Linked DNA regions of Mus musculus: all the other regions are linked to region 2. The links are chromatin loops, found by intact Hi-C in ENCODE. Cell type or tissue: heart. All regions are shown on one strand.

Region 1 (5,000 bases), 62 kb before region 2:
GGAGAGAGAACCACATGGAGGGAAAAGTAAGTTAGACCCCGCTGTGAATTGGACACCCCTCCCAGCACTGGCTAGGGTCCAGTCCTCCTGTTAATGTGGCATTGCAGAGCCTTTACTAGTTGCTGTTCCAGAGAAGCCTGTGGGTGAACAGTGACACCTGCAGTTGCGGAGTGATGTCCCCGAGTTGAGTCTGGGGAGCTGGCTCAGTGGGTAAGAACTTACTCTGTAAATACGAGGTCCTGAATTTGAACCCCAGAAAAGAAAACAGAAAACTGGACATGGCTATGCATGCTTGAGAGAGCAGATTGGCTGGCCAGCCTAACTGAAGTAGCAAGCTTTGGTTCTGGGAGCGACCCTGTCTCAAGGGAATAAGAGAAAGGGCACACACACACACACACACACACACACACACACACACACGTTTTCATATTAAAAGTATATAAATAGGCAAATCAGAAAAAGTCAGATACTTGGCATGGAAAAGAAATAAAAAGAAAACAATGCCAGTATTCATTAAACATATGTGAAAGAATTAAAAGATTGATAGCAAGCAAGAAGAAGGAAGAATATTCTTATGTGCCATTAAGAAGAGTATGATTGCTGCATCTTTCTAAGGATGTTGATACAAAATTTTATTAAAAGAGTCAGCAGTTCACTTCAAGGAACCTGTCCTTAGTAACAGCATTGTAGGATTATAGATGTGCATATGGGCTTGTCGCAGAACTGCTTGTCACCACAAAACTTGGAAATAGTCTGTTATATTTTTTAAAGATATATTTTATTTTATGTGTATGAGGTTTGTGAGTGTGTGTGTGTGTATGTGTGTAAGTGCACTGTGTGTATCTTGTGCCCTGAGAGTTCGTAAAGGGGTGCAGAATCCCCTGGAACTGAGTTATGGATGGTTCTCAGCTGCCATGTTGGTTCTGGGAACAGGACCTGGATCCTCTGCAAGAGCATCCACTGCTCTTAACTAACTGCTAACCCATCTCTCTAGTCCCACAATCTACACTTTCAATAATTGTAATCTAGTACATAGCTTGTGTACACAGTGTGAGTTCCCGTTTTCATTGCCATTATGCCAGTGAGGATGGAATGGACAGAGCTCAGTACACTGGCTAGAAGATGAAATAAGCCAGCTGCAGTGCATGTCTGTACTTTAGAACCACTTAAAGCTTCAAATGTAACATGACATGAGAATGGCAGCCAGATACAGTGATCCTTTAAAATGCTGACTTCATTGTGCTGTTAAACCATAAGTGAACTGATAACCTTTCAAAACAAACAAACAAACAGACAGACAACCCAAGAAACTTAACAGTGTTCTTGAGGTATACCCTTCTAGTGTACACTGAATTAGCTTAGGTTGGTACTTGCAAAGGACCCTTCATCATTTCTACCTTTGGAACTTTCCTCCACATAATATCTGAACAGTTGTGTAATGACTTCGCTGTATTTTAAAGTTGGAAATTATGTTAAGTCTGTTAAAAGGAGATTTTGAAAACAAATTCTGATATGTTACTTTAATAAATTACTCTGGGGCCATCTAGATCCTACTACACATCTGGATTTACTGATAATGGAGTCCATTATTTGCTGCAGGCTTATGAAACAGTACAAATATAATCTCATTGTGCTTAATAAAGAAAAAAACCAGGCAGATGTGGTAGTGTATCTCTAGTCCCATGTAGTATGTTGCCGAGGTAGGAAGGATGTCTTGAGCCTCTGCAGGAATTTAAGGCTTGCCTGGGCAACACAGCAAGACCAAGTTCAAACAAAAACCCAAACCAAATGGTACACACTCACAAATCTAGAAGGATGTAAGTCAAATGCAAATCAAGGCAACCTTACTTCCTTACAACTTCTATCTTCATTGTTTTATTGTGAACATGTCTTACTTTTAGAATTAAGAAAAAAGTTATAGCCACATTTTTTGGAGAATGGGAGAATAAAGATTTGGACAAAATTAAAAAATAAAGTAAAACTCTATAGTTCATTTGAAAACCATTTGTATTTTCTCCCAGGTTCTGTACACATTGCCCATCTCTTGTGACAGATTATTTACTCTTGACTTTTCCTTTGCTCTGAAAATAATATTTAATTCATTTTCTGGGAAATGCTGGACCAGATGGAAGCAGCTGATGGTAGTACCCAGAGAGCTTTTGGGCTACAGGGATCTGGGTGAGTTTATTAAGTCTGCAAGAGGACCATAGCCAGAGCCTGAGCCCATGGTAACTGCCCAGTAATGTCTGCATGATTGTGGGCATATGAGAGCTAGCATGGCTTTCTCTTGGTTTGTCAGGGATAGGTCATTGGAAGAGAGACAGTTAAGAAGCCCATTACTAAGCAAGAAGGGCAGTTTCCAGAACTATTCAGAGGAAAGTTAGATGGAATAATAATGCAAGTGCAGTTTGTCAGATTTCTAGAATAAAAATAGTTCTGTAAAAAAAAAAAAAAATGGAGGTTTAATCTGTAATTTAAAAGCAAGGAGATAATAGTTCTTGTTTGTGATAGGATTTGAATTGAAGACAGTAGGTGGCAGTGTCGCTCACATAGGGAAACTGGAGAGGAAAGCAGCTCATTTGAAGATTCCTGAGTTGAGGTGATACTTCCTCCTTGTGTGGCCATAGGCTGTGCTAGTAGCAGTAGTCTTTACCAAAAACCCAAAGACCTTAGAAACCCCTCCAATCTCAGGAGAAGTGTGTTGCCATTTCTTAACTTTCTGTCTCAGAGGAAAAGTACGGCCGTGATCATAAAGTTGAAATCACGGCCCTAAAGACCTGCCTAGTACAATTTATGCTGTTTAAATATGTCCCTGTCTGCCAGCTTTCCTTTTATGTAAAAAGGAGTAATGACAGGCACTAATTCGTGTGCACACCAGTAGCAACACATGTTCTTGTTAAGAGGAGAGGTTGTGTGCCTTCTGTGGACATGAATGTGGAGGTTGATGGAGAAGAGACCAGAAGAACAAAGAGAGCTGAAGAAATTAGAATTTTATAACCAGTCTAAGATGGCCAGTGCAGTTAAATGTGCCACAAATCCCGGCACTTGGGAGGCAGAGGCAGGTGGATTTCTGAGTTTGAGGCAGGCCTGGTCTACAGAGTGAGTTCCAGGACAGCCAGGGTGATGCAGAGGAACCCTGTCTCGAAAAACAAACAAACAAAACAAAAAACAAACAAAAGTGCTACAAAGACTAAGATGCCATGGCCTAACAGCAAGTCCTAACACAATTGGCAGTCTGAGGAATTATGTCTTCCTTTACAAGTATGTATATATATGAATGAGAATATGAGTGAATGAGTGTTTTACCTGTGTGTGTATGTTTCTCAGATACCCTGGGGCTAGAGTTGTAGACAGTTGTTAGGTGCCGTGTGGGTATTGAGAATTGAACCTGGGCAGGTGAATTGTTGTGACTTTAAGGCCAACCTAGACTGTGTAGCAAGTTGCAGGCCACCAAGGGCTAAATGCATGTTGTATCAAAACAAAATAACAAAAACTCTTATACATGAGTAGACTGAATGTAAAGAAAAAGTGGAATTTCTAGTGTTCTCAGTTTTTGTCCTCATTCTTTGTATTTGAATGTCTGAACCCAGCCATGCCTGAGCTGACAAGGAGCCAGACCCACTGACTTCAGGGTTCCCCTGTTTGTGTTAGCAGAGAACAGGGCCATAGACTCGTCCTCTCATTGTGTGGACTTGCCTTTCGGACTGGGTGGTCTGTCCAGCTTAAGGGAGGCTTCTCACAGGGCAGCCTCCGAAGTTGGAGAGAAGTCACTCTGCTTCCCTCGCTCAACTTGCTTTTGGCACTGTGTCCAGTGGAGACATTAACTGCTGGCTGCTAGAATTAGACATCTATCTTGTTTTATCTCATTTTATCCAACATTCGAAAATATTATTGCTTCTAATAATAGTTTGTACTAATATCTTATAACTGAAGTTACTTTGTATCATTTTTAATATATCATGAGCTCATGAGAGAAGTGTTTGTCATGCGAGCCTGAGTTTAGTCCTGGAACCCATAGCGGAAGAGAAGAACCAACTTTGATGGTGTCCTCTGACCTCTTTACCTGTGCTCACTTAAGTGTACAATCAAGTAATCTCTCTCCCTCTCTCTTTCTCTCCTCTCTTTCTGTTTTACACACACACACAAATTGACTTTTAAAAAGCCGAATGTAGTGATCCACACTTTTAATCCCAGCATTGGGAGGCAGGTGGGTGGATCTCTGTGAGATCAAGACCAGGCTGACCTACATAGTGAGTTCCAGGACAGCTAGAGCTACATAGTGAGCAGAATGAGATCTTGTCTCAAAAACAAACAAAAGGGTTAAAAAATATGTATCATGACCCAGGATATGTTCAGTGGTTGAAAACCTATGTGTAGCATATGAGGTCCTGAATTTGAGAGTGATTTTCATTTTATGTATTTGTGGGAGAAGAGAAAGACTATGTTTGAGAATGGAGAGAACTATAGCATCAATAGGCAAAATCTTAGTACAGGATTATTTCCATACATAACTGCCTTTCCTGGTGCAGAACTGAGAAGTGATTTATTCCTGAGCTGTGAGAGTAATGAGTGTGACCGATGTCCAGCAGAGCAGTTACAACGTGATATGTTCCTGAGGCATTTCTCAGAACTTCTTACAAGCAGAGAATGTAATTTCCTATTGTATTTAGTGCTACTATTCCATAGATTAATTGGCAGCTCTCTGGATATTACAATCAATGTTAAAAATAATTTTACTGATTTCATGTTTCTGGAATTTATTCCAGTGTGAAAGGGGAGTTATGCTTGCACGGTTTAGAGTGATAACTTCTGTGATTAAAAGTTGACAATTTAATAGCAGTCAATGCTGTTTTGGTTGGCGTTGTGCCAATAATATGTATGTTTCCAACAATTGCTTCCAGTTTACTTAGGAAATGATGCAGAAACTGTAGTCTTGGATTGAATATTCTTTTCATGCTTTTAAGTTTTGTGATGAAAGTAAACAAGTTTCTGCATAGGGA
Region 2 (5,000 bases):
GGGTGGGGGAGTAGTCTGAGAGTGGAATTCTGGAACTTGACAGAGCCCAGCTGGCCCCATGATTAGGGCTGAGGAGTTGGGACCTGGACATACAGAAGGGTGGGCAGCTGTAACCTTCAGGGACTGCCTTGAGGCTATACTGACAAACCAAAACCCAGAGCTAGAAACCAGGCTTCTGGGGGCTACATGTACTGTCAAGGGGCAGGGCGGTTCCTGTTTGGTCTCAACACATATAACTGGGGAGGGAGTCAGGCCAAGACCAATGTGAACTTTTATTGGCTTGGAAAGCCTGAGCCATCTTCTTGTGGCTCTACACAGTGTCATGACATGGAGCTGAAGCCAAGCAGGCTTTGACTGTCACGGCCATAGGACACAGTTTCTGTGGTGAGATGGTACCCATCAGAACCTAAGGGTGAACTGGCCACTGGCTTTGTTTTCCTGAGGACCAGTATTGGAAAGGAGGCCTTACTCCGTGGGCCAGGCATCACCCTCTGGCCCCGTGCTTCTCAAACTTCCTAATGCTGCAAACATTTAATAGAGTTCCTCGTGTTGTAGTGACACCCAACCACAAAATTCTCTTCTCTCTCTCTCTCTCTCTCTCTCTCTCTCTCTCCCTCCCTCCCTCTCCCTCTCTCCCTTTTCCTCTCTCCCTCTCTCCCTCTCTCTCTTTCTTCCCTGCTTTGTAACAGTAATTTCCTGCTAGTATAAATCATAATATAAGTATTTTTGGAGATACAGGTTTGCCAAAGGGATTGTGACTCACAGGTTGAGAACCACTGCTCTAGGAGGGTCCCCCTGGAGAAAGGTGCTGGGCCCTGGAATTGGAATGGTTGAGAGAGAGGAGGGATCCCCAGAACTGGCCAAGAGTTGGTCTCTACTTCATGAGTCCCCATATCCCCTTCAATGGGGCATTTTTAAGATAGTCATCCCAGGACACGAGTCTTGACAGGAATGGGCAGGATAGTATTGCTCCCCCAAGAGAACTCAGGAACAAACACGCAGAGTCCAGTTTGAGAATAGACCCTAGCTTGATCGTGTCTCATCCTTACCCCTGCAAGGCACATGGCGACGCACGCCAGTGTCAGGGCAGCCCTTGGCACTGGTCCTGCTTGGTGATGGTTTTAGGCTTCTTAACTGAAGCTGAGATGGCAGTGCTCCAGTCTTCTGTGCTCCCTCCAGAGGATCTCAGGTTTAAAGCAAATTGCACGAAGGTCCCTACTCTAACCAGATCTGTAGACACAGGCACACCCTCTACCCCACAGATGCTGTAACACTGCGAGGGTGGGCTCATCAAATGGAAATAAAAGGTCAGACTTTGGAAGAATGAGCCTGAGAGATGGGGTGGGGGGCGTCCAAGTCAAGTCCTGGTAGATGACAATCACCATTTCAAAGGCAGACATTGGCACCTGCACTCACTATGTGCCTACTTCTGAAGAGATATTCCTTCCCATCCTGACTGCAGCCCCCCGGGGGTCTAGCCTGGCTCTCAGCAAGCCTCCCCTCATACTTTCCTCTAACCAGACAGCCTGTGGGTTGCAAAGGTTCTAGAAGACAAGGTTCCAGAAAGGCTGTGGCCTTGTGTGAAGGGCTTGCCCTGTTGTGAACAGATTGAGATTTGCAAATCCTTCCAGAAAGACAAGATTCCACTTTGGGTCCAGCTGCCTCCAGTCGTGAGAGGAGGAGATTCCCAGCCCAGAAGTCTGAGAGTCCTAGTTAGGCTGTGGTGCAGATGCACTCCCTCCTTGCTCAGTAGTTCAGAGAAGTAAAGATGTGGGGGAGGAGTCACGGTTCACAGGCATCAGAGATGTAAGAACTGTAAAGGACCAACCCCCCTCCGCCCCCAGCCCCGGCCTAGGGTCGGGTGTGAAGCAGCTTGGGTCATAACAGCATCAGGGCAGCTTAGCTCCGATAAAGGGCAAAACTGGGAGGACCAGAGTGGCATAGACAGCCTAATGCCTTGTGGAGGAGCCACCGGAGAGGGGTGGGGCGCCAAGGCTTCATGGGTGGGGGCACTCGGGTGGGGGTGGGAGTGGCGCTGGAGGAGGCGGTCAGGACGCGTGGACCTGAAGCGCCCACGTTGGGGCGAAGGGTGCTTTGCTGCCGGACCCATCACCACCTCGCCCTTCCAGAGACAGTTTCCCCTGGTTCCCGCCTCGAGGCCTCGGTTTCCCCCAGCAGCGGGGCGGGGCGGGAGCAGCGCTGGTTTCGAAGTCGCCTGCAGGGTGCGCCCATGAGCGGCGCGGCCGGAGCTGGAGCCCGAGCGGTCGCTGAGACGGTGGGAGCCAGAGCAAGAGGCAGGTCAGCGGGGGTCCTGGGTCCCGGGGACCCTGGGGGTTTTCGGGTGGGCATCTTGGCGGTTGTGGCCGTCGGAGGCTGCGGAGCCTGGAGGTCTGAGCGAACCAGGGTCCTCCCGCCCCTCGGAGCGCCCGCCGCTCCCTCCGACCCTTCTTCCTTCCTGCTGTCGGGAGGGGAGTTCGCGGGTGCCGAGGTCCGAGCCTGCCCTGGCCACTTCGGGAGCGGTAGCAGCCCGGGTCCTCGGCGCGGTCACATCTCAAGTGTGGTGCCATCGGGGCGGTCCTCGGCGACCGGAAAGTGCTCAAGGGCAGCTAGGGAGGAAGGGGCTCGAGTAAGGCAGGGTAGCGGGATGCCTTACAGTCGTCTAGACCCGCCGGCGACACGAGCTGCTACAGCCGTCGATTTGTCGCCGCGCGGAGGGGACTGAACCTGCAAGCACACAAGTCCCTTTAGGGCGCGTCCCTACCAAAGCTAGGCTGCGGACGTCGAGGCGCGGCCGGAGGTAGGCGGGTCAGACTCTCGGGTTGGGGGTTCAAGCGGGCACCGGCTGCTTCGGGGAAGGCACGGCAAGAGCAGGGGAGTTTGGAACCCGGGGGAGGGGAGCATCCTGTTGACTGTGGTGGCGGGAACTTAGGGCACTGCGGAGAGTCCAGTGGACAACAGGGTGGGTGCCTGGGGGTGCCCAAAGCAGGGGTGCAAATGGCGGGAACGGTAACAACTCTCAAGGGTTTGGCAGAGGATGGGCACTGCCTTTGGAACCTTTAGACTAATCTTGCCCGCCCATGTAATGGGAGGAGCAGGAATTCACAGTGGACCAGAGAGACAGATGCAGCAGCCAGACAATCGCCAGGACTCCTTCTCCCCAGAATGGCTCAGGAGGGATTTGAATCCCTCTCCTTACCCAACCATAGACTGCACTTTGCCTCCCTGAGATGAGAGCCTGTTCTCTGTCCTTCTACCTGGGACTCTGTGCTGGTTGCCCGATCTCTGCCTCTACTGCCCAGCTCCTCCTCTACTCCCAGACCTCGTGGGCTTTCAGGAGGTTGCTCACAACCAACCAAGGATGTCCTAGGTGCCAGGACCCTTAAGACGATGATGGAGAGCTTTTCTGGGACAGGGAGTTAGGAAGGCTCTGCCTGTTTGGTTTTGTAGTCGCTGCTCAAAGATCGGTGGGTCCCTGAGTATGGTATCAAGATCTCAAAGCTCAGCCCTTGCATTCTGGGACTTCCCAGGTTCTCTCAAGTTCTAGTGTCTCTTGAGCAACCCCTAGCCAGTGCGCATTCCCTTAGAGGCTGACCATGACTGTTCTGGGCTGGGCTAGCCTTCCTGCTCATGGCTTGAAGTTAGGCTAAGGTCAGCCCACACAAGTAGTACGAGACAAACCGTGGGCCAGGCAGAAGAAGCAGTGGGTGATCTCCAGTGTCCTGCTAATGGGTCAAAGATTTTTGGTGTCCCAACCTAGAGTTTGATCTTGGCCCCTTGATGCACACTAACTAGGTGGCTGAGGGAAGGTCACTGTCCTGGAAAACCATTTTCCCACCTGTAGAGGAATGGTGTTCTTAGTAGTGCTAACACACAAGGGTATGGGGGTGGGTGGGAGAAGGGAATAAAAATGACAGTTTTTGGTTGGGTGTGGGGCAGGTTCAGGGGAAGAGGTGGTGGCAGTGGTGACTGGGGTGGGGACGGGTATGCTAGAGGGCAGGTCAGGGGTCTCCTCTGTTCTTAGGCTGGGTAACCCTGGAAGGGGAAGCAGAGATTGCCGTGAACAGAGGGAAATGTGGACAAGAGTTGGTTTGGGAGCAAGCATGTGGCTCCCAGGCATCAGGTTCTGCAAAGTCCAGGACCTGTCAGTGAGACCACAGTCCCTGGTGGCTCTCGGTTGTTGCCTGGATTTGATTCAGCAGCTCTTGCCTCTAACCTGCTCCTTCCTGAGCTACCCCCTCTCCCTCGAAGAAGCTAGAGCTCAATGGCCTTTTGGTAGCCCTGAGTAGTATGTGCATAGGAGAGTGGAGGGCGAGACAGATGGTCAGATAGACAGATGGACACCGGTAGGAAGTTTTGGTGAATGTGATGGTGTAGTTGAAGAGGTGAGGATCTTGCTACAGGCAAGTACTGAACTGGTAAAAGAGACTTTCTCCAAGTGCCAGGGAAGAATCTGGTCTGTGGGACACACTGGGGACCCGGCAGGGTAGATGATCAGGACCTGGGGAACTCAGTGGAGGAAAGTAGTCTGTAGGTGGGTGGCAGCAGAGGTGACAGAACCTGAGAATAGGACCAAGGTCCACACTGGGACCCCGATTGTAGGAGGAGATTAGAGGTACAGAGAGGAGCCCTTGGAGACTGTTCATGCCCAGAGCAAGACCCGGACCCTGAGATAAGGAAGAAGGAGCCATGTGGTGCAGAGAGGGAGGTCCCGGCCCTGAGATCCTGCCAGGTGTCAAGCAGGGATGGAATGGGGGAGAGAAGCTGCCCTTAGTCCAGGCCTGGGAAGGCACTGGACACTAGGAAGACAGGACTTGTGCTGTTTCCCAGGGCTACCTCTAACTTAATGTGCCATGACTCTGTTCCGAGGCTCTAGCTGCAGGAATCTTTGTTTTTGGCCTCACAATGGCGTCCGGGAGCCGGGAGCCAGGTTAGCGGAAGCACTGATGGACAGAGGGACGAACAGTGATAGGGTTCGGTGGATCATACTCAGACTGGTCCAG
Region 3 (5,000 bases), 170 kb after region 2:
CGGTGGTGATTTAGTGATAATACACTACACTTCTGGCCATGGGTTTGACTTCCTATGCACAACACCTTCCTGTCGAATTGCAAGGACCATGTTCTTGGTAGTTGGATCCCGGGTACCTGTTTAATTCTGGAAAGTGCCATCCACAGCACGTCTCTGTAAAAGTCCCGTTCTTAAACATTTGTCAGCTGGGTTTTTAGCAGCTGAGAGGAAAAGAGGAAGCCAGGCCCCATTTCCTTTCTCCCTCTCCTTGCCCTGTGAAACCTCCTGAGGATTAGGCTCGAGTAAACACGCACTACTTCCTAGTTCAAGCCAGGTGCCCACTGATGGAAGATTCCAGGGCATTTTGCTCCCAGCTGCTCCATGTTTAAAGTGGTCATTGCTTCAGCCATCTCGAATCTTAATACCTTTTCTTCTCAGACTAGAGATACCCAGTGCTGAGAGGCCCACTGTCTTAGTTAGGGTTTCCATTGCTGTGAGAACACACCATGGCCAAGGCAAGTCTTGTAAAGGCCATTTAATTGGGGCTGGCTTGCAGGTTCAGAGGTTCAGTCCATTATCATCAAGGTGGGAACATGACAGGCAACATCTAGGCAGGCATGGTGTGGGAGGAGATGAGAGTTCTACATCTCCATCTTAATCTGAGGGCTGCTAGCAGAATTGTGGCTTCCAGGCAGCTAGGATGAGGGTCTTAAAGCCCACATCCACAGTGACACACCATCCCTTACGCGCATGCACATATGCATACATGCACACAACCATGCATTCCACACGTCCTCCGGTCTGGCCCAAGGAGAGAAAGAGATCGTATGTTCAAGCTGAATGTTTTGCTAAAGCCCTTTGGAAAGCTCTTCTTTCTGCTGTCCTTGCTTTCAAGTGGCTGGCTTCTTCCATTCGTTTAGTTTTGGTTTTCAAGACAGGGATTCTCTGTTGTCCTGGAACTCCCTCTGTAGACCAGGCTGGCCTGGAACTCAGAGATCCAACAGCCTCTGCTTTCTTGAGTGCTGGGATTAAAGACATGTGCCACCAATGCCGTAGGCATTCTTAACAACTGAACTACCTCTCAGGTCCCTACAGGTCTCGTTTCTAATTCCTCTCCCCTACAGATGGGTTCCATGAACTACTCGTGTTTTATGTAACTCTGTTCTTACTGTCTCTGTTTCCATTGGCTTTGTGTGGTATTTGTTTGTTCTGCTTTTTGAGACAGAATTTTGCCTATGTAGCACAGGTTGGCCTAGAACTCACTATGTAGTTCAAGCTGGTTTTGAACTCCTAAAACTTCCAAGTACTGATCTCTATGATTCACACTAATTATCTGTTAAACTGTTATCATAGCATCTATCAGTCATTAGTTTCCTACTAAGCCTTTCTGATTTGGGGCAATGTCAGGAACCCAATGATTTAGTTATTTGAGGCAAGCTGTTATTTCCACAGGCAGGCCCAGCCTCCGAAACTGTGGGTACCTAGTGTCTCCCTGCTCCAGGATTTTAAACCCAAGTCTTGCCTTGCCTGTCACACTCCTTGCTGGCTTCCTAAAGCCCGCCCATCGCTGGCCTGCTGAACATTAAGCAAGCCCTTGCTGACTGCCCACTGAGTGCAGACACCGTGCTCCCTTTAACTCAGTGGTTCAAAATCTATGGGCCGTGACCCTCTTGGGGCCAGACAACCCTTTTAAAGGAGTTGCCTAAGACCATCGGAAAACACAGACATTTACATTAAGATTCTTAACATTCTTAGAATTACAGTTATGAAGTAGCAACAAAATAATTTTATGGTTGTGGGTCACCACAACACGAGGAACTGTATTAAAGGGTCGCAGCATTGGGAAGTCTGAGAACCACTTCAAGTGTAATTGCTTGGGTTTCTTGCTGCTCTTGGTCTGGCTGGGTGATCTGGAAAGACTGTTCTGGTGCTGCCACCTAGAGGTTGGTCTTTGCATTGCACATTAATGCACAGGAACACATTTCCTTCCATCTTCTTCTGGAGAAAGGTATGACCGAGAACTTTCCTGTTGGTGGGACTCATCATCCTCCATTCCACCTACTTCCTCTGGGGAGGGTCTGCTCCACAGTCTGTGCCTGCTCTCTGGGCACCTAGGAAGGGAGCAATGACTCTCCTCTGTGTCCTTGAAGGATGTACTGTGGGAGTCTGTGGCTGGGATGTGGATCCTTCATGGGTGGCCACCTTGTTCCCTAAATATGGGGATCAGATAGGAATAAGTCTTGTCTCTCTGCCTCATCAGAACTTGTATGAAGGAAAGTTGTCCTGGGACTCAGAAGCCCAAGAACCACCCAAAGACAAGGTAATCCAATGGAAGGGTATCCTAAGACACGGAAGCCCAGAATCCACACAGCTCTGACAGGATATCTCCCCAGCAGAGGCATTGCAGCTCCCAGGGGAGGGGATCTCCAGCTGAGCTGAGGCGTTCAGGAGTCTCAACCCTGCTCCACTTCTTCCCTTCTTCTCTTCATTGCTTCTTGGCAAGTCACACCAGACAGCAAATCTCTTAAAAGAGATTTATGGAATATAGAGGGACAATCCAGGGTTGACTGTCTCTGCTCCCAGGAGAAGACAGCAGGGAACTGATCAGACACTACCTTTATATAGGATTCCTTCGGGGGGTGGAGCTTTCAGGGCAGGAATTTCCAGGGTGACGATTGGTGGGATTTCAAGTCCTGAGCTTGGGGGTGCTCAGTGATTGGTGGGTTTTCCTGCTCAGGGATTGGTGGCTTTTTGTTCAGATTTTTCGCCTAAAATTAGCATAATCTGGAAAGGGTCCTTTTGAGAAGACTGTGTGATAGTTGCAGATACTGGAAATGCTATTTTGACAGTTAGAGGGGTCTGAGGGAGGGAACTGGCTGCTAGAGATCCTCAGGCCTGACCACTTTCCTGCCTTGAGCGTTTACAAAGTCTATGAGATTTATAAAGAGTCCACAGCAGGGACACCTTTCCCTCCCGCTTGAGTATTCTGCATTAATAGCCAACATTCCTCCCTTTTTTGTTTGTTATTGATAATATTGACAGACAGGGTAGAAAGGGGACAATGCTATCACTAGACTACTCCCTGCTGAGTGTGGTATAGCGGTCCGTGGGATGAGTTTGATCTTCGCTGTTAGGGTATAATCAGAAGTTGCAGGCTTCAGAGCTGAGGGGCGGTAATCCTGTAATAACATCTGATTAAAGGTCTGGTTAGACATCTTTTGGATCTGTTTTTGAAGAAATCTAGACAAGAAGTCTTTACGTCAATGTGTGATTGATTAGGAAAAAGAGAAAACACAGACAAGAAGGGTAGTGTCCATTTCCATATTGGACTGTTAATGGTCCACTGGCCAGAGGTGTTAAGCTGTTTTCTATGTTTTTGGAGATCCATCTGGAGTGGCAAGATCTTCTGTTTTACTGTGAAGCCTGACTGGTTGATATACAAGCAACTTTCCTCCCTGAGGAAGAGACAATGGCCATCCATCTTTCTCTGCCGTTAGCAAATGCAATCCTCACCAATTTGGTAGCACTACAGTGGCCAAAGGGCATATCTGAGAACAGTGATATAAATTCAAGGCTTAAGTGTATTTATTTTTAGATCATAAAGGACATTTACTTTTAATTTTAGCTTCCCTTTTGCAAATAGCTTTTAAATTTAAACCATTATAATTTTGTTTTGTTTTGAGACAGGGTTTCTCTGTGTACCCTTGGCTGTCCTGGAACTCACTCTGTAGAACAGGCTGGCCTCGAACTCAGAAATCTGCCTGCCTCTGCCTCCCAAGTGCTGGGAATAAAGGTGTGAACCACCACCTGGCATTGGGTTCCTAATAATATTCTCACAGGGTTGTACTGGTTTAATCTGGTTCTCCATTTCCCCTTATTTTTTTTAGTGTTAGGAGGATAAACAACGTTCAAGTTTTTTGAATGGGTGATCTATCATTCTTGCTGATTTATTCTGAGTTTGTTCCCTGGCAAATTTCAATATTCTAGTCTTAATTAAAGATACCAATTCATTCCACTATTTCATTATTTTTCAGACATTTTGTCTGTCTTGCCTGTATGAACTATATAAATGTGATGTCTTCCCTAAGTTTGCTAGGTTTTACCATTTCCATTTATTCCTCCCAGGACCATATATCTTTGCCATTTTTCTGCCAGTTAGTGGCAGTTTCCATGATGACCATATAGCTATACCTTTGCACATACAGTATGAATTTGGAGAAGATACTTTCTTTTTGCTTTTGTAGTGGTTGTTTGTGTTAATAGCCAATAGTGCCACACTGATTTTGTGGGTCCTTCCTCAGTCTCAGCCATTCTATCCCCCTGTCAATAGGTTGCCATTTTCCATTAGTTTTGGTTCCGTCAGTGGATGATGAACCATCAGTAAACCATGCGTTCGCCAAATGCTGCGACCTTTCTGTCCACTCGTATCCCTCACCTAATAGTCTTTTAGTAGAGAGTTGTTCAGTTTCCATGAGATTGTAGGCTTTATGTTGTTTCTGTTGCTGCTGAATTCCAGCGTTAATCCATGGCCGTCTGACAAGATATAAGGGGTTATTTCAACTTTGTCATACCGGTTGAGGCTTGTTTTGTGACCAACTATGCGCTGAGAAGAAGGTATATGCTTTTGTGTTTGGGTGTAATGTTCCGTAGACATTTGTTAGGTACATTTGATTCATACTGCTGTCAGTCTCACTATTTCTCTGTTTAGTTTCTCTCTTGATGACCTGTCCACTGGTGAGAGTAGAGTGTTGAAGTCTCCCACTACCAATATGTGGGCTTTGATGTGTAATTTAAGCTTTAGTAATGTTTCTGTTAACGAATGTGGGTGCAATTAAAAAGAGAAAGGGAGGAGGGGGAAGCTGGTGTTGGCACCAGGCATGAGCTGATTCGACTGATGGTAGCAGGAAAGAAAGGAGACCAGTGTTGGTGGCAACTGGCTTAAACTGCTATTGATAGTAACTAGGGAAACTGCCACTGATAGAGGCTATTTGGGCTCCTGTAGGCTTAGATTTTTTTAAAAC
Region 4 (5,000 bases), 74 kb after region 2:
CCTTTATAAGAGTTGTCTTGGTCATGGTGTCTGCTCATAGCAATGGAAACCCTCACTGAGACAAGTACAGTTTAGGTCAAAAATCAGTAATATTTCCTTGCCCTCATACAAAGTCTAGGGAATGAAGACTTCTGTATATTTGCCACCAGGGACTTTGTTCACTCACTGATACTTGAACACAGTTCAAGTTTTACTTTTTCTTGCCTTGAATTCTGCTCATGCACCACCTGAACACTTCACACATTTACATATAGCTGACTCTTACACACTGTATGACAGAGCTGGAAGGCTGCAGACTTGAGTTACCAAAAGGAGAGTTCTGCTAGTCTTGCCAAGTACTTCAATCAATGCGCACTTACATGAAAGGATCATCTTTCATTTTGTAAGCTCCTCTCTCCCTCTCTCTCTCTCTCTCTCTCTCTCTCTCTCTCTCTCTCTCTCTCTCGCTCACTCGCCTGCCCGCCCTCCCTCCCTCCCTCCCTCTATCTCTCTCTCCCTCCCTCCTTCCCTCCCTCTTTCTTTCCCTCCCTCCCCTCCCCTCCCTCCCTCCTTGGAATAAGCACTGCTGTAATATTCCTTCCTTCCTTTGATTGGATAATTCAGACATGGACCTTGCTTATTGTTTTGATGTTTACGAACGAATGCAATCATTTTCTCTGAGGACTACAGTAGTGAAGTCTCTAGAATAGTGTAGGTCTGCTTCTTGTATATTATTCCCCAGGACCCTCAGTCTGCTTGGGATCTAGGTGGGTGCTTTACAGTGGTTGCCTTCTGCTTCAGCCTGGCCTTTCCTCCTTGGACCAAGCTCCTATGTTTACTAAACATCCTTCTGGCTCACATTTGTTCTCCGACATCTGGACCTTTATGGCACTTTTGGTAATGCTATTTCATAACCCCATGAACACTGATATCAGTAGTAAAGATTAACCATGTGTTGTGTCTATAATTCTCACCCCCTAAGAGGGCTGTCAATTATAGACCTAGGTAACACTCTAGCCCTCTCTAAGCCTGACATTATAGGTCTTTCACTGCTCCTGGCACATAGGAGGAGCTCAAGAAGTAGAAATTATTATGATCATAATTAAGAGAACAAGCATCACATATGGGGTTGATATTTGCCCTGGGTGCCTGATTCACGAAGTATGTATTTATAAATGTAACCAGGAAATTGAACAAATTCTTAATGGTTGTAACACCCTTGTGAGACAAACAACTTCTTGCTACAGGCTGATGAAACTAATGTCATGGACCCATGCAGCTACAGTACATAATTGACAGAGATAGAACTGTGTTTCCCAGAGGCCCGGTAGGTGCATGTATGGTACCATCTACAGCTGGATGAGTTCTTTTTTGGCTAGTGAGTGTGGAGGCCGATTTTTGGAAGAGAACATGGCTTTGGACACAGGCCAAAAATCTACAACCCCCTTAAAGGGAACTTGGAATTATGAAAGGACTCTCGGGCTGGAGGCTGTAGCCTCTCTAGAATACATAAAGCCCTGGGATCAATCCTGAATATTGCGTTGCTACCACAACCACAATCACTAGAAGAGGCTCTGGTGATGACTAATTCATAGAGAGAATTGAAGCTTGGAACTGTAGTACTCACACAGACCTGAAGGTGAGGCTCAAGGGCCCTGGGGTTTAACAGTAGTCTGAGCTATAAACTCTAACAAGAGATAAGAGGGCCAATGACCAGAGTGACACTCAACCTCTAGACTCCAGTCTTCTTGGCCAATTGTAAGTCTCAAAGGAGGGTGTTTACTAGCAGAAAGAGACTTGGGTATGTAGAAATAAGACAAATTAAAGTGAGAGAGCAGAGAGAGGTTGGATGTTTCAAACATAGACAACTCCTATTTCAGGCAAGGATGATGTCAAAGTTGAGATCTGAAGTAAGACTAGGAGCTAAGGGGGAAAGATGGGTCTCTTGCTGAAGATTGGGCTGAATTTGTCTGTGGTGCAGCTGGTATTAGGGCATCAAGGCTAGTTAGTCATTACAATAATCTGGCATACATGATTTCAGCATATAGCATGGCAGGCTTTAGGGTACTGGTTTCTGCAGATGGTGAAGTACAGAGCTTTAGTTCGTTTGGTTCTTAATAACTTCTTTTCACTTGGTCATCCAGATTTCTTGACTTCGACGTCTTAAATACCAGCTGTCTATCTTTTATTGTTTTTGTGAACTGTTTGTAGTTATTTGAAGTAGATTCTCCATCAGGGATTTTTGTTTGTTTGTTTGTTTTGTGATTTGGGTTGCAGTACTACACATAAATCATGGCTTTTCTAGGTCGAGGAAGTATCTCATAATTGGCTTTCTTCTACAATACTCCCACCAAGTGGCCATCAGGACTTTGTCTACACATAATGAAGGATTGAGAGAGAAGCCATTCCTGCTAGCATCCTAACTCATCTTTCCCCCAAGCCTCCAAGACAGTGTTTCCCTGTAGCCTTGACTGCCCTGGTACGCACTATGTAGACCAGGTTGACCTCAAACTCACATAGATCTCCCTGCCTCTACCTCCCAACTGCTGGGGTGAAGGGCATACACCACCACTGCCCAACCCTAACTCATCTTTTGACACAGTCTGTTGGAAATAATTGTCCTAGTTTCCATCCATTGACTTAACGCCTATCATTGGGCTAGATGGGATGAACTAAAACCTTTTGTTGTATGGCCAAAATCAAGGTCCAGTGGTATGATCCTCTCCCAGTTCGTTTGCTTTCTTTTGCTCTATGAATGTTCCTCTAGTTTTCAACCCTTGTTATTAGATCTTCTTGCTTTCTTTCCCATTGATGTAAGACAATATATACACGATATATCTTACCTAGAGATAGGTGTGTGTTCCATAGGCATAGAACAGAATAAGACGAGCTGTAGAGATGGCTCAGAGATTAAGAGCACTGACTGCTCTTCTGAAGGTCCTGAGTTCAAATCCTAGCAACCACATGGTGGCTCACAACCATCCATAATGAGATCTGACGCCCTCTTCTTGTGCATCTGAAGACAGCTACAGTGTACTTAGGTATAATAATAAATAAATCTTTGGGCTGGAGTGAGCGGGGCCAACTGGAGCAAGCAGAGGTCCTAAATTCAATTCCCAGCAACCACATGAAGTCTCACAACCATCTGTACAGCTACAGTGTACTCATATTCATAAAAATAAATAAATCTTTTTTTAAAACAACAGAATAAGACAATCACCTCTTTTTGTGCTCTAGACACTATAATACAATCTAAGACTATATTAGCTCTTTTGACAGTCATTTTCTTCACTCCCGTTAAACTTATATCTAAGTGGATTTCCCTAAGTATCATATAGTATTTTTTTTAAATTATTCATTTTATGTATGTGAGTGCACTGTCACTGTCTTCAGACACACCAGCTGTGAGCCACCATGTGGTTGCTGGGAATTTAATTCAAACCTCTGGAAGAGCAGTCAGTGCTCTTAACCACTGAGCCATCCACCTCTCCAGCCCTAATATAGTGGTATTAAACCAGCTCCGTACTTATTCAACAGTTTGAGGAAGGAGGGTTGATGGACTAGCTTGGTTACCATATTGATGATATTCTTGAATTTGAGATCTGAATGTCCAGCAGGGGGTTTGGACCCCTGATGTTATACAAGCCTTAGTTTTCTAGGTTACATTATAGACAGTTGAGTGGTGAATCATCCACAGGCTGGACTTCAGCTTGGGCTACTCAAGCTTTGTGCTGTTTCATGGTCTCAGACCACAGCCTTCTTCAAAACCATTCCTCTTCCAAATAACTTATTTTGTCACTGGGAGACTTGGCATAAAGATTACAAATGATTTTGGTTTAAAGCGATTATTGCCCCTAGGAAAAAAATAAGCACAAATATCTGTTATGTCAAAGACAGTATGTTTATAACTCCTTATGGACAAATTCCATCCAGATACCTTTTTATTAATTAAAAATGGCAGATTATCACACTGTGTGAATTATGGAATACCATTAAATACAGTGTGTTTAGTTCTTTCAAGTCAAAGAAAGTACTTCTATTTTTTCCAAGAAGAAGTAAAGATAAAAAAACACAGTGACTTGTCCACAATTACAGAGCAAGAAGGAATTTCAGGGGCCAACCCCTCAGATACAGGGCAGTCTTTCTATCCATGTTTTCCCAATACAATACAAATCATTTCTTGACCTGAGACATTAGTATCCAATGTTCTCTTCTTAGCTGTTGGTAAAATGTTGCTCTTGCTAATCACACACTCCCCTACTCACAGCATCGTAGACTTTATGATTATGCTAATGCTTTAAACATAGAATTCATGAGATACCAAATAACCCCACACACACACAATGTAGAAGTTAGACCTAATAGTAAACCCCTGGTTAAAACCTGTTCATGTACCCGGTCCACTGTTCTTTCTCTTCTTCAACTGCTCCTCAGAATGCAAACAGATAGTTTAGACCATCAGTTCTCAGAGTACAAGCAGATAGCTGTGTTACCTACAGCGAGACGGGTTTAAAGAAATAAAAGAGCAGATGTAAATTCTCTATAACTGAGAAGCACTGTGGTTAAAGAGCCTTCCAAACACATAGTCTAAGGAAACGTGACCCAGGAGGCCACTCAGAGGGAGATCATCTGAGTTTACTTCTGAGTAAAGAGTTGGTCATATGAAACAGCACAAGGGTGTGGACCCCCAATATCCACTGCTGTTGGAGCTACTCAAGGACCCAGATCCCTTCTGTACTAGATATCAAGTGTACAAAGATGGCGAAGAGCCTTGTTGAAGTGAAACAATTATATGTCTTCCTGAGTCTTTTGATAAAGCAGAACACATAAGGTATTGGGTTAATATATGCAAAGGAGCCAAAAGAGGATGAGTATTTACATGGACTGATATGGTGTTCAATTAGACGCCATAGTAATTTCTGGAGCATCAGTCTTTGTAGATTCAAAGACATGCTATATCTCTAGCTGTAAGAAACACAGCATACTTGCTATTAACTGTACATAGTACTGGAGTACCACAG
Region 5 (5,000 bases), 47 kb after region 2:
AACAGTATCCTTACTAGAAAAGAGATAGAAGGGGTCTGTGTGCCCAGAAAAGAGGCCATGTGAACACAGAATGAGAGTACAGACCTTGGCACAGCAAGGAGAGGCCTCTTCTTCCCATACTACTATTATAAGAACATGCATGTGTGTGTGCATACACACACAAGCATACACACTCACATAGCACACAGCACACACAAGGCAGGTTATCCTCGTACAAAGGACCATGTCAGTGAGCTTGACATTTAATTCCCTTTAACCCCAACCAGCCTTTAGACTGAAAGCTTAACTATAACCACACTCCCAACCAGAGCTATCCAGATCTTGTACCTAGATCCTTGACCACAGAAATGGTCAGATAATACAAGCCGCAAATATTAAAGCCATTTGTTATGTGGTAATAGACAGTAACACCCAACATAGCATAATGTGTGACAAGCAATAGACATCGGATACATGAGACCCAGCTCGAATTCTCCCTCTGATTTCTTGTTGCCCCAAGCAACCTTTGCCTCATTTGAATGTGAGAGAGATATTCCCCTTGGTCATTTTGCACACTGCTGTCATAGCTTGTATCCTTTCTTGGTTTTGTCCTTTTTGGTAATTGGAGGCCAGGAGCCGCTTAAATTCCTTTGATTCCATGTTTGGACAGAGCATGTGTTTGTGCAGAGAAAGAAGTCTGCAAAAAAAGGGGGGGGGGAGGGAGGGGATCTAGATGGGGGGAGGGGGTACAGATAATTACAGAAGAAGAAAAGAGGGTAAGATAAATGTAAAGATGTCTGAGAAAGTCATAAGGAATCATACTATTCACGGTCTACCTAAGGAACCTACAATACACCCAAATCTGTGTATAAATATACATATACAGCCTAAAGGAGAATGTCTCATCTTGAGCTAACATGCTCTCCCCAAGAGCCAAAGACCATCTAATAAAACCCCCATATGAGGCGCAAGAAATCCCCTTTTCAGTTGTTGGTCAGGGTTGTCCAAGAGACTGCCAAAACATTACAGGTTATTGCTGTTGCCTCTCATTGCCCACCTCCCCACCCCCAGGGATGAAAGGCAAGTCCCTATTGCTAAAACTACCATGCATTTCAGACACAGTGCCCAGAGGCCTTTGGGCTGGAACTTGTCTGAAATCCTTCTGTCTAAATAATTGCTTTCACGGTATGGAAGGTACCATACAAACTTCCAAAGAAGGGAGGCAAGCAACAGTCCCACCCAGCTGTGATGCCTGTACACCCCAACAATGACTAGTGTGGTACAATAACCTAAAGGGTGCAGTAATCACACTCATACCTAAGTGGTGACCAACAGCTCTCTAATTAGACTTAACTGTAGGAGGACAGCAGTCTCAATCTGGACCCCCGAGATCCCTCAAACACTAGACCACCAACCAGACAGCATACACCAGCTGATATGAGGTCCCCAACACATAAACAGAGGACTGTTGGATCTGGGTTTGGTCAGAGAAGTGCATCTAACTCTCAAGAGACTGGAGGCCCCAGGGAGTTTAGAGGTCTGGATGGATGAGGATTGGGGGATGGGGGTATCCTCAGGGAGACGGGGGTGTGGGTAGGAGATATGGGATGTGGAACAGTCGGAGGGTGGAATAAAATCTGGAGTGTAAATAAATAAAAAAATAAATAAAATATTAAATGAAAAAGAAAAGAGCAGAGAGCAGAGCGCAAAGAGGAGAGGAGAGGAGAGGAGAGGAGAGGAGAGGAGAGGAGAGGAGAGGAGAGGAGAGGAGAGGAGAGGAGAGGAGAGGAGCGGAGCGGAGCGGAGCGGAGCGGAGAGGAGAGGAGAGGAGAGGAGAGGAGAGGAGAGGAGAGGAGAGGAGAGGAGAGGAGAGGAGAGGAGAGGACATCCCTCCTGATACTGGAAACTTAAGTTATCTACTCAGGGATAGTAAAGTCATGAATCATGGGAGAGAACCTACAACCTGCACTTTACTAAGCCAGCATAATCCCTAATTACATTCTGAATAGTTGTCCTTACAGACACAGATAAGTGTAGTCCTCAACTCTCAACAAAGAAAAACTTTTCTTTTTTCCCTGACAGAGACCATTACAGAAAACCACGATCAATCCAAATGCAGTTGGGACAACCCTTCCCCCCATGGCTCTTTGATCATTGCGCAGGTTTCCTGTGGGATTGTGCCTTCTGGAATTGTCGGATGCTACCCTTAAAAGTCTCACCAACGTGACTGCTTAAACATGAGCGAGCAAGGACGACAACAGAATACACCCCCCCCCCCAATCTACACGGCATTAACCCCACACAAAGAACTATAGGCAACCATGAAACACCTAGAGTGGAAGAAGCAATCTTCAGGGAAGAACACAGGAACTGGGTGTCTGATACCAAGTGGTCAGCCCAGAAAATATACAAACATGTAGAATGTGTGTGTGTGTGTGCGTGCGTGCGTGCATACACATGGATGTCTGTAACCATGATTAATGAAAAAGAGATCATCAACTTGAGAGAGAGCAAGGAGGGATATTTGGGGAGGTTTGGAGGGAGGAAAAGAAGGAAGGGAGGAAATGGTCTAATTACATTATAACATGAAGAAAATAATCAAACTGATGAGGCTTCAGTGGCAAACACCAGCAACTATTCTCCCTTGCAACTTGTTCCTGGTGATTTCGTGGGCAACATAGCCCTGTTGGCAATTGTGACCGGCGACAGAGAGAGCAGCTCTTGGACACTCTAGGTCACTTGAGAGGAAAGGAAGCCAATTATTTTCTCAGGCCTTCTTGTCTCAAGGTTATTCTTTTAGGGGTGTCTGCAGTGGGACTGGCTGAAGCCTGTTTCCTACACGTAGCTCCACTTATTAAAACACAAATCACACACACAACAAGCCAAGCAAAGGGAAGAGGAGGGAAAGACTGGAGATCAGAGTCATTGAGAGTTCAGGCTAAGAATAGAGAGGAACTCAGAGAGCTGCTTGGCTGTGTGACCTCCTGCAGGGACTTGGCAAGAGGCCAGTGCAGCTCTGCTTTTTTTTTTTTTTTTTTTTTTTTTAATGCTTTTACAAAGAGTGAGCTGGCCTGAGAAGCAGGAGACTGGGTACCAGGCTGGGCTCAGACAGGACTCTCTCTCTCTCTGTGACCTTGGATATGTTGCTCTTTCTAGACCTCACTTCCTTGTTTATAAAATCAGAGGGCTGGACTTAGCTCCACGATTACTAGGTTTGTGTATGAGAAGATACCAAGGAACAAAGGGCAAATGAATGCTGGCATTCATTCATTCATTCATTCATTCATTCATGCTGCCTGTGGGATGCAGAAGCCTGCCTTCCTACGCCATCTCTTAAAAAACCAACTCCTGCGACTGCCACTTCCTCCTATATAAAATAAGGTGCTGTGCTCATTCATTCTACATTGATTAAATGTTTCCTGACCACTTACCGGGTACCTGGCTTGGCGATGGAGCTACAATTGTGAGTCACGTGCTCATCTAGCTTCCGGTTTATTGGACGAGGGACAGGAAGACTCTGTGAGCTGTAATTACACACAAGAAAGTGTGATTAAGGAATGGATTATACTTGGTCACGGTCTCTCTCCATCAGTACCAATGTCTGTGATCCAGTATGGGACACACAAACCCTTTGAAGATATTGTTTCTAAAACCAAATACCCTCATCCACCCACAGTAAATGGAACCGTTTAAGTCATGAGCCTCTTGGAGGTGGACTATATGGAATCAACCACTTTATTCCTATTTCCTTTCCTAAAGTTTACATGACTGGGCACACATGCTTGAAACTTTTGTGTTTCAAATCCCACCGAGTGTAAGTGTAGGAGGGCAGGTCTGATGTTAAGGTCCTGTTCCCCAATTGGTTCTTGATCTGTCAGTAAAGAAAGCCATGGGCCAATTGCTGGGCAGAAAGAAGGTACAGGTGGGACTTCCGGGTCCCTGGAGGAAAAGGGAGATGCAAGGAAGGAGAGGAGAGTTTTGCCGTGCTTTGGAGGGGGAGGAACGCAGCAGCCATGTGAGGTCTTAAGAGGAGCTGAAGCCTGTGGCCACTACTACATGCGGGTGGTCAGGGATGTTTGGCAGGGGCTAAATGGGACTAGCCACTGACGTTTGGGGCAGGTAGGAGGTACAGAGCTACGAGTATTGATAAGGGCATGTTTTCTAGGTGGGTGATAGTAGCATCCAGCAATTACGCCAAGAAGGCCAGTTAAAATTGACAAATGATATATATATATGTCTTTTATCCAAGGATTTAAGGGAACCTGGAAGGGGGCTGGTAGTGCAGTCACTTCCCAGAGCTAAAGGTGGATAGAGATCAAAACTACATAGGACATTATTGACAAAAGTTCAATTCCTATTATTTTATAATAAGCTTGCCACTATGAAAAAGGAGTTGTGAGTCCTCAGGCATGCTACCAAGTTTTCTAAACCTGATGTAAGCTTTTAAATTATTTTTATATAAATAAAGATAATGCATAATGGGTGTGGTAGTGCGTGCTGATAATATCAACATCGGGTGGTGGAATCAACAGAACCAGGAGTTCAAGGCTGTCTTCAGCTATATAGTGAGTCTGTAGTCAGTCTGGGCTGTAAATCATTCTATTCAGAAAATTAAGTTTGCGCTAGGAAATACAGAGAGCTCAAACCTAGCCTGGGTTACATGAGGATGTCCTACCTCCAAACAACCAAAAAGTAACACAGAAAATTAAGAAAAAAAATATATATATATATACAGCCTACACTAAGATTAGTTACAGACTTCCCATTGGAGCCAATGAAGACGTTTTGGAAATGTCAGCCACATTGTACAATACTATGACTGTAGTCAACGCTAGTCAGTCATGTACCTCAACATGGTAGAGAATGAGGCAAGTGTGAGGCACACTTGGGAGGCTGAGGTAACAGAATCACTGTGAGTTTGAGGCCAACCTGTGCACATACAGAGTTCTGGAACAGCTTGAGCTACAAGAGAAAAACGTGGAAAAATCGATAACTTTGTTTTGTGCATATATTTTTTAATT

What was found. Peaks named below come from ENCODE experiments on the same cell type or tissue, not always from the same donor. Only the 100,000 strongest peaks of a DNase experiment are listed, where the experiment ranks them.
Region 1: it touches region 2 in a loop (4-fold over the local background); 3 of 42 quality-filtered maps call a loop at or near these places.
Region 3: it touches region 2 in a loop (5-fold over the local background); 14 of 42 quality-filtered maps call a loop at or near these places.
Region 4: it touches region 2 in a loop (6-fold over the local background); 7 of 42 quality-filtered maps call a loop at or near these places.
Region 5: it touches region 2 in a loop (2.0-fold over the local background); 3 of 42 quality-filtered maps call a loop at or near these places.

Annotation. Positions count from the first base shown.
Region 1 is chr10:75,252,751-75,257,750 of GRCm38, forward strand. All of the region lies in intron 5 of Specc1l (sperm antigen with calponin homology and coiled-coil domains 1-like), which reads left to right. Among named protein-coding and RNA genes, the nearest start is that of Specc1l, 43 kb to the left of the region's middle. In heart, a CTCF peak has its summit at 2,531 (motif pointing right); no DNase peak of the experiment used is centred here; H3K27ac peaks cover 183 bases.
Region 2 is chr10:75,314,850-75,319,849 of GRCm38, forward strand. It overlaps Adora2a (adenosine A2a receptor), which reads left to right and starts at 2,028. Exons shown (of 3, transcript NM_009630.3): 1 at 2,028-2,298. In heart, a CTCF peak has its summit at 2,219; DNase peaks (open chromatin) are centred at 1,952, 2,232, 2,842 and 3,592; H3K4me3 peaks cover 2,556 bases; H3K27ac peaks cover 3,072 bases; H3K27me3 peaks cover 2,268 bases.
Region 3 is chr10:75,484,688-75,489,687 of GRCm38, forward strand. No RefSeq gene overlaps it. Among named protein-coding and RNA genes, the nearest start is that of Gucd1, 30 kb to the right of the region's middle. In heart, a CTCF peak has its summit at 1,921 (motif pointing left); a DNase peak (open chromatin) is centred at 1,954.
Region 4 is chr10:75,388,718-75,393,717 of GRCm38, forward strand. No RefSeq gene overlaps it. Among named protein-coding and RNA genes, the nearest start is that of Gm40694, 9.5 kb to the right of the region's middle. In heart, CTCF peaks have their summits at 1,617 and 2,325; no DNase peak of the experiment used is centred here.
Region 5 is chr10:75,361,524-75,366,523 of GRCm38, forward strand. No RefSeq gene overlaps it. Among named protein-coding and RNA genes, the nearest start is that of Gm40694, 37 kb to the right of the region's middle. In heart, no CTCF peak of the experiment used is centred here; a DNase peak (open chromatin) is centred at 2,888; H3K4me3 peaks cover 474 bases; H3K27ac peaks cover 1,938 bases.